2 separate regions of the Homo sapiens genome follow, and region 2 is linked to region 1. The links are chromatin loops, found by intact Hi-C in ENCODE. Cell type or tissue: CD4-positive, alpha-beta T cell. All regions are shown on one strand.

The links. Hi-C counts contacts between places; a loop is a spot of excess contacts. Peaks named below come from ENCODE experiments on the same cell type or tissue, not always from the same donor. Only the 100,000 strongest peaks of a DNase experiment are listed, where the experiment ranks them.
Region 2: a loop joins it to region 1, with 7 times the contacts of the local background. A loop is called at or near these places in 8 of 110 quality-filtered maps.

The regions. Positions count from the first base shown.
Region 1 is chr3:142,024,438-142,032,437 of GRCh38, reverse strand. The region is part of intron 3 of TFDP2 (transcription factor Dp-2); the gene reads left to right. Among named protein-coding and RNA genes, the nearest start is that of TFDP2, 120 kb to the left of the region's middle. RefSeq lists enhancers at 3,105-3,154, 3,561-4,062 and a silencer at 4,449-4,498. In CD4-positive, alpha-beta T cell, no CTCF peak of the experiment used is centred here; DNase peaks (open chromatin) are centred at 3,777 and 4,517; H3K4me3 peaks cover 1,407 bases.
Region 2 is chr3:142,989,941-142,997,940 of GRCh38, reverse strand. PAQR9-AS1 (PAQR9 antisense RNA 1) reads right to left here. Exons shown (of 5, transcript NR_125393.1): 3 at 3,801-3,944. Among named protein-coding and RNA genes, the nearest start is that of U2SURP, 7.6 kb to the left of the region's middle. In CD4-positive, alpha-beta T cell, a CTCF peak has its summit at 3,756 (motif pointing right); a DNase peak (open chromatin) is centred at 3,780.

The DNA.
Region 1 (8,000 bases):
ATTGAGCACAGAACTCAGAAAAATGTGCATATTGAAAGAGTCGAGCTAAGCGTAGTAGCTCACACTCGTAATCCCAGCACTTTGGAGGGAGGCAGGAGGATCACTTGAGCCTAGGAGTTCAGCCTGGGCAACATAGCAAAACCCTGTCTCTATAAAAAATACAAAAATTAGCCAGGCATGGTGGTGCACACCTGTGGTCCTGGCTGCTTGGGAGGCTGAAGTGGGAGGGATCACCTGAGCCCAGGAGATTGAGGCTACAGTGAGCTGTGATCACACCACTGCACATCAACTCCAGCCTGCATGAAAGAACAAAACCCTCTCTCTCTTAAAAAAAAAAGAGAGAGAGAGAGAAAGAAAAAAAGTGGAAAGAGGAAGAGCAGCAGGCAAACAGGAAATATGAAATATTTACTATGCAATGTTTTTAAGAAATTGGCACCTAACCATGCAAGTGATAGCAGAAAGTTTTTGCTTTAGGTGTAGTGCTTGTCAGGAAGATTCAATATTTTACTTGAAAATGTAAGTACAGGTACAATGTAACTAATTTCTACTGCTTCATTATATAGATCTGATAGATAGTTTTTATTTGGCCAATGCCTGCCATCATTACACTATTATAGTGTTATTTCTGCCTATAGAATCATAAATGTGTCTGTTAAATGGGCTTAATATTTGGGCAGATTGCCAATAAATGTCACAAACTCCAGTCCAAATAAATCAGTTTATAAACCTAGGAGAATGTCCAGCTACCTTTGGTGTTTTCCAGATAATCAGTAGTTGTAATTAATGATGTTTAAATGGATTTTCTACATAAGATTAAGGAGAAATTGTTTGACACAACCTATATAATCTGCATTTTTATCATCTGAGTGGGAAGTCTTATTACTTTCCCCACACTGTGTCATACACTTGCAGAAGAACATAAAAGGTAGTGATTATGCTACGTGCCAAGAAAGACATCAGAGCAGATTGAAGGGGTGTAGTATGAGTAAAGAATTTGAGACCAGAGAAAAGGCTCTGGAAAGGAAGGCAAGCATGGAGAAGGAAACTTGAAGGAATAGATTGGCTGAAGGTCAGATCTGTGGAGTAGACAGTAGGTAACAGGTCAATTTGTTGCCCAGCTCAGTGCCTGATACATAATAGGTGCTCAGTATTTATTGAAGGAAGGAATGGGAAAAGGAAAATTCATTCTGCAAGAACAGTAGAATCCTACTTTGGCCCCACCTTATTTTATTTGTCACTTGACCTCAGTTATCACATCTTTCTGACCTTGGGTTGCTGTTAGGTTTATTGTTAAAACATACACTAAATAGTTTATATTTTAACTTGTAATTGTTGTCTAGCTCTGGACAATTGGAGGGCCGGGGGGGTGCTCTCCTATTTAGAGAACACGGGAATACGCCGGGCGCGGTGGCTCACGCCTGTAATCCCAGCACTTTGGGAGGCCGAGGCGGGCGGATCACGAGGTCAGGAGATCGAGACCATCCCGGCTAAAACGGTGAAACCCTGTCTCTACTAAAAATACAAAAAATTAGCCGGGCGTAGTGGCGGGCGCCTGTAGTCCCAGCTACTTGGGAGGCTGAGGCAGGAGAATGGCGTGAACCCGGGAGGCGGAGCTTGCAGTGAGCCGAGATCGCGCCACTGCACTCCAGCCTGGGCGACAGAGCGAGACTCCGTCTCAAAAAAAAAAAAAAAAAAAGAGAACACGGGAATATACTTGAGTACTTGGATGTTTAATTTCCTTTTGTTTTAAGACTATAACAGAGTAGGTGTGACCATATCTAGCCCCTGAATATTCTGGCCTTGGGTGACACAGGTGAGCACTTCTAGCTGATCTGACAGGTTAAAGGTGTACACTTATTTTCTCTGTAAGAAGCGTCATCTGGTAAGATGATCAAGAATGGTGCAAAGCAGGATGGGGAGTTTAAAATTGTTTCCAAATGTGGGAATGTAAATGAATATAAACATGTAAGATTTTAATATACCAAACTGATCAGATTCTGTGTAATTTCCAAGTTTCTTTTTTCTTTCAAAACTCCTCTGAAATCTGACTGTCCACAAAAACTTACTTTATAGAATTTTATGTGATTTATTTACTCAGATATTATACTGACCTCACATCCAGTAGTGAAAACAGATTTTATTGTAGAATCTGGAAAGATAGAGGGCCATATAGGTTGTATTTTCAGTTTTGTTTATACTAACACGTGTTTACAACCCAGTTTAATTTACACCCTGTATTGTATTATTGTTGTCATATCTCTGTATGCATGTAAGTATAATATGTGTTGGCAAAGGAAAATTTTGAGTAAGAAGAAGCTCTCTGATCTATTTGATTCAATATGTATTTGAGTGTCTAACAGACACTGTTTTAGACACTGGTGATACAACACTGAACGGAGCACCAAATACTTTACAGCGTCTCCTGGAGCTGTTGTCAAGACATACTTTCCAAGGGGAATATTTCAGAATAGGTGATAACTAGTCAACGAAGGAAAAGTACCTTAGTCATCTAGGAGAGTTGTACTTAGAGTGAACTGAAATAAACTAAGCTCACGAAAGACAGAGATTTTTTGTTTGGCTTTTGTCTGTTGCATTCACTACTGTATCTCCAGGGCCCAAAATAGTGCTCGGCTCATAATAAGTATTCAGCAAATATATGTTGTTGATTGGAGTGTTTGTTTTGAATTTCTGTAATCAAACACATACCTTGGTAAATTATCTTTACATCTTGCTAGTTGAAAATTTTATCTCAGTTGCTTTGTTTTTAATGTTACCTTGCTTTTTGTTTCTACTTGTGCCATACATCAGGATGCTGGAAAAGCTTATTAATATTGACAGTCATATGGTTATCTGATATTGAAAAGAATAGATTTGGAAAGGAACCTAAGAGGTCATCTTTTGTTCAGCTTCCTGCCTAGGAAAACTAAGTAAGATGATTAGGTATGTATATTTAATTAGTCATTTAAAAAAAAACCAGGACAACATAATTGAGTTCCCTCTTGAGAAAATGGAGAAAGGTACTTAACCCTAGCTATAAAGGGACTAACCTGGAAATTTTAGAACTTCTGTGTGGGAAAGTGGAAAAAAAAAAAAAGCACAACTAAGCTGCTCTTTGTTGATATCAGAAATGGGCCTGTCATTCATTTTGGCATTGAAGCATAGCCTCCTATCTCGGGGCAGGACTGGGACATTTTTTTCCTCCCACAAGAGCTGGACAGTTATTACAGGTTCAAAAAGCCCCGACCAGTTTTTCAAGAGTTTCTCCTCCTCTTTTCCCCCTGAAACTCGTGGTGCTTTTGCTCTGCTTTCAAGATGCATTAAGTCTCCTGCTTTGTGACTGCTTTGGAGCCAGCAGATACTCTGATATGTATAATTCAAATTATGCAGGTTTCACGAGTAAGTTTAATCTTATTTTTTAAGTTAGTTAAAAGGCAAGTGATATTTAGAAAAATGTTAACTTGTAGTTATTTCACCCTTTTTACTTTAAGCATTTTTATTGCTTCTCGGCCTTTTGGCTAAGATCAAGTGTGTACTTTAAGCATTTTTTAAAATAAAAATATCCTTTTAATTTAATAAGAAAACAAGGTTCTACATAGAAAAGCCCCTTCATCTAAGACCTGCACTTTTCAATTTCTTTTGAGATGTCTTTGTTGTAAACAGTATTCATATGTCTTTTGAAAGCCAGTTAACTAAACAGTTTTCTTGAGCATCTTTTTAGTTTTACTGAGAAGTATTTTAAATTGAGCTTTTCTGAGCTCGATTGCTTACGTCTGACACAGTCTCAAGTTTCCACTGAATGGTAACAAAGACTGTAGAATGTTGTTGGTACTGCAGTGAGAGGCATGCTTCCTTAGACCAGGTAAGAGAGATCAGTTTGTTTCTCACTGCTGGGTGAGTTTTTACAGCTCTTATTTTATATTCTTTAAGCAGCAGCAATATTAAATTGATAAATAGCCAGGAGCACGCTGATTTCAAGACGTCCTTGCTTGTTGCAGACAGAAAAACTACAGGGTTATGTATGGGGGTTGGGGTGGGGGGGGAGGGGAAGAATTAGTTTATTACTCAGTTACTTATATAAATTAATTAAAATGTGAAAATAATTCTGGAGCTCAGTTTTCTTAATTCAGGAACTAAAGCAGCAGTTGAGGAAATCAGTAATTTTAAAGGTACTTCATGGTTATTACTTGTGAAAGCAATTCAAAGGATAGTTTTTACTTTCATTTTTTTCCCCAGTAGTTAATAAAATAAGCTTTGCCCTTAACTAAACATTTTTTCCACTTACGAAAACTTTTAAATTGCCAACAGCAAAATATACTTCCCAAGGATCCTTGGAAATCAACCTGACACTTGAAAAATATTTCAGCTTTTATAGCTGTTTCATTCCTTTTTTTCCCTAGTACATTTTTCTTAAAAGTATTTGTGCTTTGAAAATGTCAGCTGTATTCTAATGAAGCTTAGGCATTGTTTGCTCATAAAGGGGCCGGTGCATTCCACTGCTTTATGGTTTATTATGAGGCACAGTGTGAGAGTGTGGGTGGCACCATTTGGTGTCTGCCTCTTGGGGTAGTGACTGCCATTATGTTAGCCTTGGACTGGCAAAGAAAATATAGCATACAAGATGCTATATGAATCTGGATACTGTGAAGAAAATCTTACCCCTAAACAATTCTTAATGACCCCGGAATATATGACAACTTGATTGAATTGATCATTTCAATTATACCCTTGAAGTTTGCATTTTAGTTACAACGTATATTCTATTAGACACGTCTTATTTTTTGATATATAATAGCATTTAGTCATTCTTTGAAGTTCAATAAGGAAGTGAATGTTTCTAAACTATGATGTTTTTAATAGATACAGTGAAATTTTAAATAATACATTTACTTAAAAAAGTTTTAAGGAACTTAGTGTGGGTGGGGAGCGGGAGTGGGAGAGGGAGAGGGAGAGGGAGAGGAGGTCAGGCAGAGAGTCTTTCTTCTTTCAGTTAGGAAAGCCCTGGTGAAGAAAAAAAGCAACAGATGTTTCTTCTGTTACAATTGAGGTTGTTTCATTCAAAACTCAGAGTAGCTGGAATGGAGAGAGGAGGTCATAAATCTGATTTAATCAGTGAATAAATAAAATTTAGTCATTTAAAATTTATTATTTTATATTCAGGAATTGAAAGTCATAGAGTAACAAAATGAGTAACATACCCAATATTTAAAAAAAAACTTTAAATATTGCCTGTAGCCTGTATAATTAATGAAAATGTGAGAAAATTAATTCTGTTGAACTTCACTTAAGGAAAAAATTGATAATTAAATCATATAGACCATTTTTTTAAAGCCTAAGCCATCTAAAATATAGAGGAAACAGTTGCAAAAGTTTATCACTAGACAGTAGGTACAAAATCTCAAAATGAAAATAAAATGAGAAACATCAGTTACATATGTTGATAGATGATTTCATCTTCTGTGAGAAGCTGAGGCTTATTCCTAAGACCTTTGCATAAGAAATATGGGAGTAATATTTTGGGTTTAATTGAAATGATATGTTGCAGTTTGCCTCTAAAAAGAAAGATAATAAGCTTGGATTGGTTGCTAATGGAAAGAGGAGAATGTTTATCTGCTGAAAAGAGTAGGAATGAAGAGTGTGGAAGCATTATGCGTGTAATGAAAGCAGTCAAAATTTTGAAAAACAGTTTTTGAATTTTTGGAATTCATAATGAGGAAAGTGAAAACCTTTCCTTTTACAAGTAACACAAAGAAGTCCTATGCTGTTGTATAATGTGCGTGTATACACATTACAACTTTATTCATTTCTTAAGTTTGCTCTTGAAAAATCAGTGCTGAGCACCAGCTCTTTCACATATGAGGCACTTATTCAATATTTGCCATACCCTACACTGGAAAATTCGTAGTAATTTACAGTAGCCAATAAAGTTTTTGAGCTATAGTTTAAAATTTGCATATGGATTAATTATTATACAGTTTTCTAAATAATTGGCCTAAGGAGAGAGAAGGCTGGAAAAGATATCAACATTCAAGCAGATTATTAAAAATTCCTCTTGCTGTTAGCTAAGATCTGTGGGCTTACCTGAAGTTATTTTTTTGTTGTTTTTTTTTGTTGTTTTTTTGTTTTTTTGAGACGGAATCTCGCTGCAAGCTCTGCGTCCCAGGTTCACACCATTCACCTGCCTCAGCCTCCCCAGTAGCTGGGACTACAGGCGTCCACCACCACGCTCAGCTAATTTTTTGTATTTTTAGTAGAGATGGGGTTTCATCATGTTAGCCAGGATGGTCTCAATCTCCTGACCTCGTGATCTGCCCACCTCGGCCTGATGGTCTCGATCTCCCGACCTTGAGATCCGCCTACCTCGGCCTCCCAGAGTGCTGGGATTATGGGCGTGAGCCACTGCGCCGGCCAGAAGATTTTCTTTTCTTCAAATAATGATGACCAAATTTAGAGATTTTGAAGTTTGTTTGTTTTTTGAGATGGAGTTTCGCTCTTGTTGCCCAGGCTGGAGTGCAATGGTGTGATCTCGGCTCACTGCAACCTCTGCCTCCTGGGTTCAAGCGATTCTCCTTCCTCAGCCCCCCAAGTAGCTGGGATTACAGGCATGCGCCCACACGCCTGGCCTTTGAAGTTTATTGAATCATTATTTCAATTAAGATTCAGATTCTAAAACTTATCTATGTACATTTTGCTTATCTTAAGGAATAGCAACATGTAATGGTTGAGGTTTTTTCTCTCTAAAATAAGTAAAACAATTTACATGGACTTTAAAATGGATTTACAAACTATAGATTTGCCTAAAGAACTTTTTTTACAATTCTGATCAAAGAACAGAAATTTTGATGGAATAGACAGGCTTAAAAAAAAGTTGGTCACTCCACATGTAATACATAACTGTGACAGCATCATAGATTGTGATTATAAAAAATGTGTATCACTTACAATTATAAATGTAGACATGACAATAAGTTACTTAACAAGGAAAACAGTATCAGCAACAGCAACAAGGACATAGTTTGGACTCCTAGCCCTTCAAATTGAGAAATGAAGACCAAAATCAGTTGAATTATTTTAAGATGAATTCCCACTGCCTCTGTATGTGTAAATTATCTTGGAATTATTGAATGTGTGGTCAAATTATGGTTGAGAAGAGCACATTAGTTTTAGCATATATGGAGTATAGAACATAGAGAGTATAATTTTCTATATTATATTGTTGATTTATACTCTATGAGAAACCAAACCATTCAAGTTTGTTACCTGGAAATTGGTTGGGAGTGTCTGAAGGAAAAAACAAACAAAAACTTTCCTAATTCATCTGCCATTTAGAGGTAATTCCTTAATTGTCTTTAATTTCTAGTAAATACTTCCAGTCATAATCAATTTAAATATTAAATTAAATCTTTTTTTTTTTTTCTTTGAGACAGAGTCTCGCTGTTGTCGCCTGGGCTGGAGTGCAGTGGCACAATCTCAGCTCACTGTAACCTGTGCTTCCCGGGTTCAAGCAATTCTCCTGCCTCAGCCTCCCGAGTAGCTGAGATTACAGGCGCCCGCCACCAAACCCGGCTAATTTTTGTATTTTTAGTAGAAACGGGATTTCACCATGTTGGCCAGGCTGGTCTCGAACTCCTGACCTCAGGTGATCCTCTGGCCTCGACCTCCCAAAGTGCTGGGATTACAGGCATGAGCCATTGCACCCGGTCTTAAATTAAATATTTAAAATGTATACTGAAAGAAGACTTCAGGAGTACCTGAAGTTCTTGCTTTATGTATGAACTCTTTATCACAAAACTGAGGTCTTAGAGGAACCTGAGCCTTACCTATTTATTGTAACCCGATTCAGAATACCCAGAGAGGTCAATGATTTAGCCTTTTTTTTCTGCCTTATATATACATATGCAACTAGAAATAACAGCCACCTTGAAATTTCTCATCTCTGGAGTGGAGTAAGAGGGGAGATGTGCCTGATGCCTATATTTCTCTGAAGAGAAAACCTTTTACAT
Region 2 (8,000 bases), 970 kb before region 1:
CTCCCCACCAAAAATGTTTTGATTTCTTTAAGGAGGAAAAAAGTGGAGTGGAGAAAGTATTTAACAATACAAACAGCTGTGGAACCTGTGCATGCTGAAAGATAGAGACCTTAAAAAATGATTGCCCCAAAGCTACAGCCTCCTGTATTGTGCCAATGGACTGCTCCTACTTGGTGGCATTTTCATTCTAGACAGTTTTTAAACAGTTTTTCCCTGCTCTCTGGGTTTCAGGATATAGGCTGGTAAAAGGAACACTCCATTTGCTTCTTTGGCATTTATTGAGTTTCTAGCTTGTGCTAGGCTCTGAAGAAAGAAGATAAAAGGAGAGACAACTAAAAATCAGACTTAATGTCTTCTGCTAAGACAGATCCTAGCTGCTTCTAGGAATAATTAGGAAACAGCCTTCACGGAGGTGTGGTCAGTGTGGAATGGAAAATTCCTTCTGCTGCACTTGACTGCCTGCCCCACACCCACCCCACAACGTAAGTGTTATGAATAAGGTTTTAGTAGCAACAGCAGCTGCTCCCCCTTTCTCACACACACAAAAATTACCTGACTCACTTATTGATTATATACAGATTCCTTTGACAATAATAATTAGCAGTGGCAGCCAGGCGCAGTGGCTCACGCCTGTAATCCTAGCACTTTGGGAGGCCAAGGCAGGTGGATTGCCTGAGCTCAGGAATTTGAGACCAGCGTGGGCAACATGGTGAAACCCCTTCTCTACTAAAATACAAAAGAAATTAGCTGGGCATGGCAGCGTGCACCTGTAGTCCCAGCTACTCAGGAGGCTGAGGCAGGAGAAATGCTTGAACCCAGGAGGCAGAGGTTGCAGTGAGCTGAGATCACACCACTGCACTCCAGCCTGGGCAACAAAGCGAGACTCCGTCTCTACAAAAAATAATAATAATAATAATAATAATAATAATTAGCAGTGGCATTTTTTTAAAAATGATGTCAAAAAGTATATAGCCCAAGAATACACTGGTGCCATGTTGAAAATAATAGAAATTGCCATTTTAACTATGATCCTAGTGAGAAGGAAACCTTTACTGTGTAGGAATTATTTTATCAACAAGGTTAATAAAATCTAGGAGAGTCCAGATGGCGTACTGTGGAAATGGAAATGAGCGTTCCTGAGTGTGTGTGTGTGTGTGTGTGTGTGTGAGTGTGATAAAGGAGGACTCAAGGTTCCTGTGGCAGGTCATGAGAACCAGCACACGGCAAATCTGGGGAGCTCTCTCTTGCCATGGCCAGGCAACCCAAAGGTGGGCTTGACTTGGACCACCAAAGATAAGGCCTCACTTAACTTGTGACCTGGCTTTGGCCAGTGCGAAGCGTACATATCCCCATATTTACTGAAACTCACGAGACAAGACCAGGTAATATTACAGGCTGGGTGGAGAATGAAGTTATGAAAAGAAAATGAAAGAAGACTTTCCCTCATCAATTTCATCTGTTAATAACAAAAGTTGTTAGTAACAGTGGTCTTAAAACACATAAGGCTTTATTTTGACATTGCTATAGTGGTAAGATTCTATCAAAACAACATGGCATACCTTTCTTCTTTTTCAAGTTTTGTTCCATTTCCTTCACATTAACTTTGCATTATTTCCTGTTACTTTAATTGTTAGGTATTTTGTCTTTTCTGTTGTTACTGTGATTATAGTAAGTTTTTGTATTTATGTATGTCCTAAATAAGCTGTTTATTGATATATTAATGTTGTGTAATGTGTTTACTGAATTCTTTTATTATTTACATAGGTTTTCAGTTTATTCCCTTGAACTTTCAGGTATACAATCATATTTGCAAATAATTACCAGTTTGCCTCCTCCTTTCCCATTTTTATACTTTTTTCTTGTATAATTACATTAGCCAGTACCCCCAGAATAATGTTAAGAGTGGTGCTAATGAACATGCTTGTCTTTTTTTTTTTTTTTTTTTTATCGAGATGGAGTCTCTCTCTGTTGCCCAGGCTAGAGTGCAGTGGCACGATCTCTGCTCACTGCCAGCTCCGCCTCCCGGGTTCACGCCATTCTCCTGCCTCAGCCTTCCGAGTAGCTGGGACTACAGGTGCCCGCCACCACGCCCGGCTAATTTTTTGTATTTTTAGTAGAGATGGGGTTTCACCGTGTTAGCCAGGATGGTCTCGATCTTCTGACCTCATGATCCGCCCGCCTTGGCCTCCCAAAGTGCTGGGATTACAGGCGTGAGCCACCGCGCCCGGCCAAACATGCTTGTCTCATTCCTGACTCTAATGAGATGATTTTAGTATTCTTATGAGGATAAGGATAACTTTTTGGGTTGTACCTTGAATTGTACATTAACTTTTTTTTAGCTAACTGTGGAACTGAATAGAATTTAAAACTCTCATAAGAAAACTAAGGGACTGTGAGGATACACCAAAGAATGCCAATGGTCACACAGCCCTGTTAGAGAAACATTGTTAGAGGCTTGTGTCAAGACAAACCAGGACATCTCCCTGACTTGGGAAAATAGGGGAACAAAGTAGAAATGTCCCACTCTGCACACCAGTGAAAATGAGCAGTGTGGAACGCAGATTAGGAGGAGGACAGGTAGAAATCTGTATAGTTTCCTATTGCTGCTGTAGCAAATTACCACAAAGTTAGTGGCTTACAGCAACTCAGATGTATTTTATAGCTCTGGAGGTCAGAAATATAAAATGTACCACCAGGCCCGTGCTTATTTTGGAGTCTCTAAAGAATAATCCTTTTCTTTCCCCTTCCCAGCTTCTAGAATTCACCTGCATTCCTTGGTCTGTGGCCCTCTCCTCCATTAGCATCTTCTGACACTTGCCTCCACCCTTATCTCTTCTCCAACTCTGCTCCCTCCCTCTTATAAGGACCCTTGTGATTACATTGGCTCTACTATGACAATCCAGGATAATCTCCCATCTCAAGAGCCTTAATCACAGCTGCAAAGTCCCTTTGCCATGTTAGGCAATATATTTGCAGGTTCTGGGGATTAGGGTGTGGACATCTTTGGAGGGCCATTATTCAGTTTACCATAGGATCTATAATGAACTTTCTGTTTCTGTATTTTGTCCCTGGCTGAAAGGACACAGCTTTGATCCCACCAGAGAACTGACTTGGGAATGGTCCTAATAAATATAGTCATCTTTAATCAGTTGAGTTCTGAAATCATTACTTGGGAATTCAATGGGTAGAAGGTGTGGTTCCAGTGAGGATGGGATAAGACAGGTCCCTGTTGTCAAAGGGCTTGCAGGGCATAAAACACTCCCAGATGTATCACAATAAGATGCTAAGAAGTACAGGCTGAAATTTTAGTTTGATTTGTTCACTGCTGCATCTGCAATACCTAGAACAGAGTAAGCACCATGCAGGTACTCAATGAATATTTGTTAAGGAATGAAATGAGCACCAGAAACAGTTTTATGGAAACACAGGAGAAGATTGGTTTGGGAGAAGTCAGGAAAGACCTAATGAAGGATACTCTAGAACCACTGGGAGTGTCTGTCCAGCTCTCAAGATTTCACCTCTGGGGTTAATTAACTTCTGCGAGGGCAGGATGAAGACCTTAGCACAGTGTTGCCTCACTTTAAGAAGATTCCAATTATGCTAATTTGAAACAGACTTAAAAGTCTCCCCTTAAGTACCAATTGTGAAATAATACAGATCCCCTTTCATGCCCAATTTTTGCTTTTTTTTTTCCTTCAAGAATTGAGTAATTTCTATGCAGGCAGGCATAGAAATTACAAACATCATTTACTATTTTGCCACGTGGTGGCGCTGCTGCCACTGGTAAACAAAACACCCACCTTTGGTACATTTTCTGTGAACACACACACACAGTGATCTTGGTGCTCTTGCCACACTTGTTACAATTCAGACTCCTTCTAACTTCCTGTTGTCAACCAAGCTCTCCTTGAGCAATGATGCTTGTCCTGGTGCTGAAAAACGTGCTAAAAAATAGAGAGGAAGTTAAATGTAATTTTAAAAAATCATGGCATACTGTGTTGTTCATTTACTAGAAAACAGTGTGCAAAACATCAGGTCTAACAAAAATATGAGAAATAACTTTAGAGATCATCTCCCTACGGTCAGGCTTGCTCTGTTTCAGGAGGGCAGGGATGCCACTGAATCCCAGCATCCTGCACAATGCCTACCACAGAGTAGACAAAAAATAAATATTTGTTGAATAAAAAATGAACATGGAAAAAGATGACTGCCCTATAACTCCCAACAATATTACCTCACCTTTACCTCTACACAGAGACTAATAACAAGTTTCTAAAATCAAATTCCAAATTCTTAGGACAAGGTTCTGAATAGTCCAACTGGGGCTAACCGCTCATTCTTGGTCTAATCAATTGTGCCCAAAGAAAGTCCAAATGGCCCTCAGAGGCTCGCTGTGGAATGACTGAAGATTTCGAAGGTGGGGCAAAACTGTCGATTGTATGAATAATAGATTTCAGATGCATATACAACTACTTTTCAAATGTTTGGAGATGCTGCTGTGATTGATAGGCTATTATATTTCTCATTGTGATAAATACACATAACTTAAAATTCACCATTTTAGCAATTTTAAGTGTACAGTTCAGTGGCTTTAAGTACATTCACATTGTTGTGCAACCATTGCTACCATCGATCTCCAGAACTTTTTCTCCTTCCCAAATCGAAACTCTGTACAGTAACTTCCCTTTCCTCTCTCCCCTTGGTCCGGCAACCTCCATTCTACCTTCTGTCTCTATGAACTTGACTAGTCTAGGTACCTTACATAAATGGATTCATACAGTAACTGTCCCTTTGTGATTAGCTTATTTCACTCAGCATAACGTCTTCAAAGTTCATCCATGTTGTAGCATGTGTCAGAATTTCCTTCCTTTTTAAGTCTGAGTAATATTCCATTATATGTCCATACCACAGTGTTTATCCATTCATATGTCCACGGGCACTTGAGTTGCTTCTAGCTTTGGCTATTGTGAATACATAGTCCTATGAATGTTGTCAAAACATTCTTGAACTTAAAGCAGCTCTTGTCATTATGCATGCTCTGAATCAGTTGTCCTAAAAATACACCTACTATCATGTGGGGATCAGCAGAAAGACTGCCCTTAAAGGAGTCTTCATGCTTGACATCTTTTTAAATCTTAGAGCAGGAATATTGATATGGAAGGGGGGCAGGGAAGTGCTGGGAAGGGAAGGGCAGATCCCTGGTGAGGACTCCACCCCCGGGCCTGTGCCCATGGACCTAGGTGAGGACAAGCATTTTAGTTTTCCTGTCCAAATGTTCCATTTCCCAAGACCACCTTGGCCCCACCATGCCCCCATCCTGTGCTTATAAAAACCCCCAAGACCCTAGCAGGAGACACATAGGCGGCTGGACGTCGAGAGAAGCACATCAGTGGAGGAACACACGAGCGGCTGGACTTTGAGAGGAACACATCCACAGGAACTTGCATGCCACTGACTGGTAGAAGCAGAACGGCTTGGAGTTTGGCTGGGGCAGTCGGAGGAAAGCCCAGGCCACAGAGCAGCCTGACTCCAGGGGAAAACCTTCCCACTCCATCCCTCTTATAACTTCCCCCTTCTGCTGAGAGTTACCTCCACTCAATAAAACCTTGCACTCATTCTCCAAGCCCAGGTGTGATCCGATTATTCTGGTACACCAAGACAAGAACCCAGGATACAGAAAGCCCTCTGTCCTTGCAACAAGGTAGAGGGGCTAATTGAACTGGTTAACACAAGCCGCCTGTAGGCAGCAAAACTAAAAAAGCACACGGTAGCACGTTGGCGCTTCAGGAGCTGTAAACATCCACCCCTAGACACTGCCATGGGGTCAGAGCCCCACAACCTGCCCGTCTGTATGCTCCCCTAGAGATTTGAGCAGCGGGGCACTGAAGAAGCGAGCCACTCCCCCGTCACACGCTTTGCAAGGGGGACAAGGGAACTTTTCCCATTTCAGTATCTTCAGAGGAGAGGAATTAGTGTTGTGGTTGTGTTGTATTGTGTTGTGTTGTGTTGTGTTGTGTTGTACAGTCTCGCTCTGTCGCCCAGGCTGGAGTGCAGTGGTGTGATCTTGGCTCACTGCAAGCTCCGCCTCCTGAGTTCACGCCATTTTCCTGCCTCAGCCTCCCGCGTAGCTGGGACTACAGGAGCTCGCCACCACGCCCGGCTAATTTTTTGTATTTTTAGTAGAGATGGGGTTTGACTGTGTTAGCCAGGATGGTCTCGATCTCCTGACCTCGTGATCTGCCCGCCCCGGCCTCCCAAAGTGCTGGGACTACAGGCGTGAGCCACCGCGCCCAGCCGTGGTGCATCTTAAAATTATTTTTTGGGAAAAAGGAATGATGCCAATTAAAATCGTCCTCCTGGATTACTTAAGCCCAGGAGTCTGAGGCTGCAGTGAGCTATGATCACAGCACTGCACTCCAGCCTGGGCAACAGAGCAAGACCCTGTCTTGAAAAAAAAGAAAAAATAATCCTCCTGGAGAAGAGCAGACCTGAGGAAGCTATGGGAGCTGTTGACAAGGAACAAAGACTTTTTCCTTGTGACCACTTAAGCAGAGAAGAAAGCTTTGGAAAGAGGCACAAAGCAACAGATTTTTATTTCAACCCAATGTACAAAATAATTTTTTAAACTCTAAAGCTTTTTCCTTGTTTAACAAGAGAACAATCTACCTCAATGAAATGAGTATTTGTGTGTGAAGACACATAGACAGATGCTGACTGATTTAGAAAGGATTCCAGAATTTGGGGAAAAGCTGCAGCATTTAAGCTATGTGTGACTTATAAGACTTCTTTTTACCCCCAACATTCTCTGTTTTTCTAATGACTGAAACATCAGTTAAAAAAAAAGTCAAAAGTGGCCACAGTTGTAAAGTTTCAAAAGTAAGTAATTAATCAGTGTAAACTTGCTTTGCTATCTGTTTTAGTCCATTTTCACACTGCTATAAATAACTTCCCTGACACTGGGTAATTTATAAAGGAAAGAGGTTTAATTGAATCATAGTTCCAAATGGCTGGGGAGGCCTCACGAAACTTACAATCATGGCAAAAGGGGAAGCAGGCACAACTTACATGGCGCCAGGCGAGAGATTAATGCTGCAAAGGGGGAATTTCCAAACACTTTTAAAGCCATCAGCTCTTGTGAGAACTCCCACACCATCATGAGAACAGCATGGGGAAAAGCTTCCCCATAATCCAGTCGCCTCCCACCAGGTCCCTCCGGGATTACAATTCGAGATGAGATTTGGGTGGGGACACAAAGCCACACCATATCACTATTAGTGCCATATCCTCCAGATGAAGTTGGAATCTGATATGCTATCTATTCAATGCTGTTAAGAAAGCCACACAACTCTCAGAGGGGGAAACATTATCTAACATTGTAGGGACAGGAGCCACAAAAGATCACCAGGCAAACTTGGGCCTAAACTAAAGGGTCCCTCATCTCATTTGTATATTAAACTAGGAAAATACCCTGATAAATCCAGCTCAAAATTATGCAGATATCAGAGCCTTGTTCCATTTCTGGTTAATAAGAATTAATTACTCCAATTTGGCCAGTTTACTGGACTTTGAATTTTAGTTTTTCTCCTGTGATTTCTCATTTCCTTTTTCATTAAAACTTGTGGAAAAATGCTTCAAGAAGCTGTGGGTGGGCCGGGCGCAGTGGCTCACTCCTGTAATCCCAGCACTTTGGGAGGCCAAGGCTGGTGGATCATGAGGTCAGGAGTTCGAGAACAGCCTGGCCAAGATGGTGAAACCCTGTCTCTACTAAAAATACAAAAATTAGCCAGGCGTGGTGGCACACACCTATAGTTCCAGCTACTTGGGAGGCTGAGGCAGGAGAATCGCTTGAACCCAGGAGGCAGAGGTTGCAGTCAGCCGAGATCATGCCATTGCACTGCATTTTCGGCGACAAGAGCGCAACTCGGTCTAAAAAAAAAAAAAAAGAAAAGAAACTATGGGTAAGCAGACAATTCTTATACTTCATAGTTGGAAAATAAATT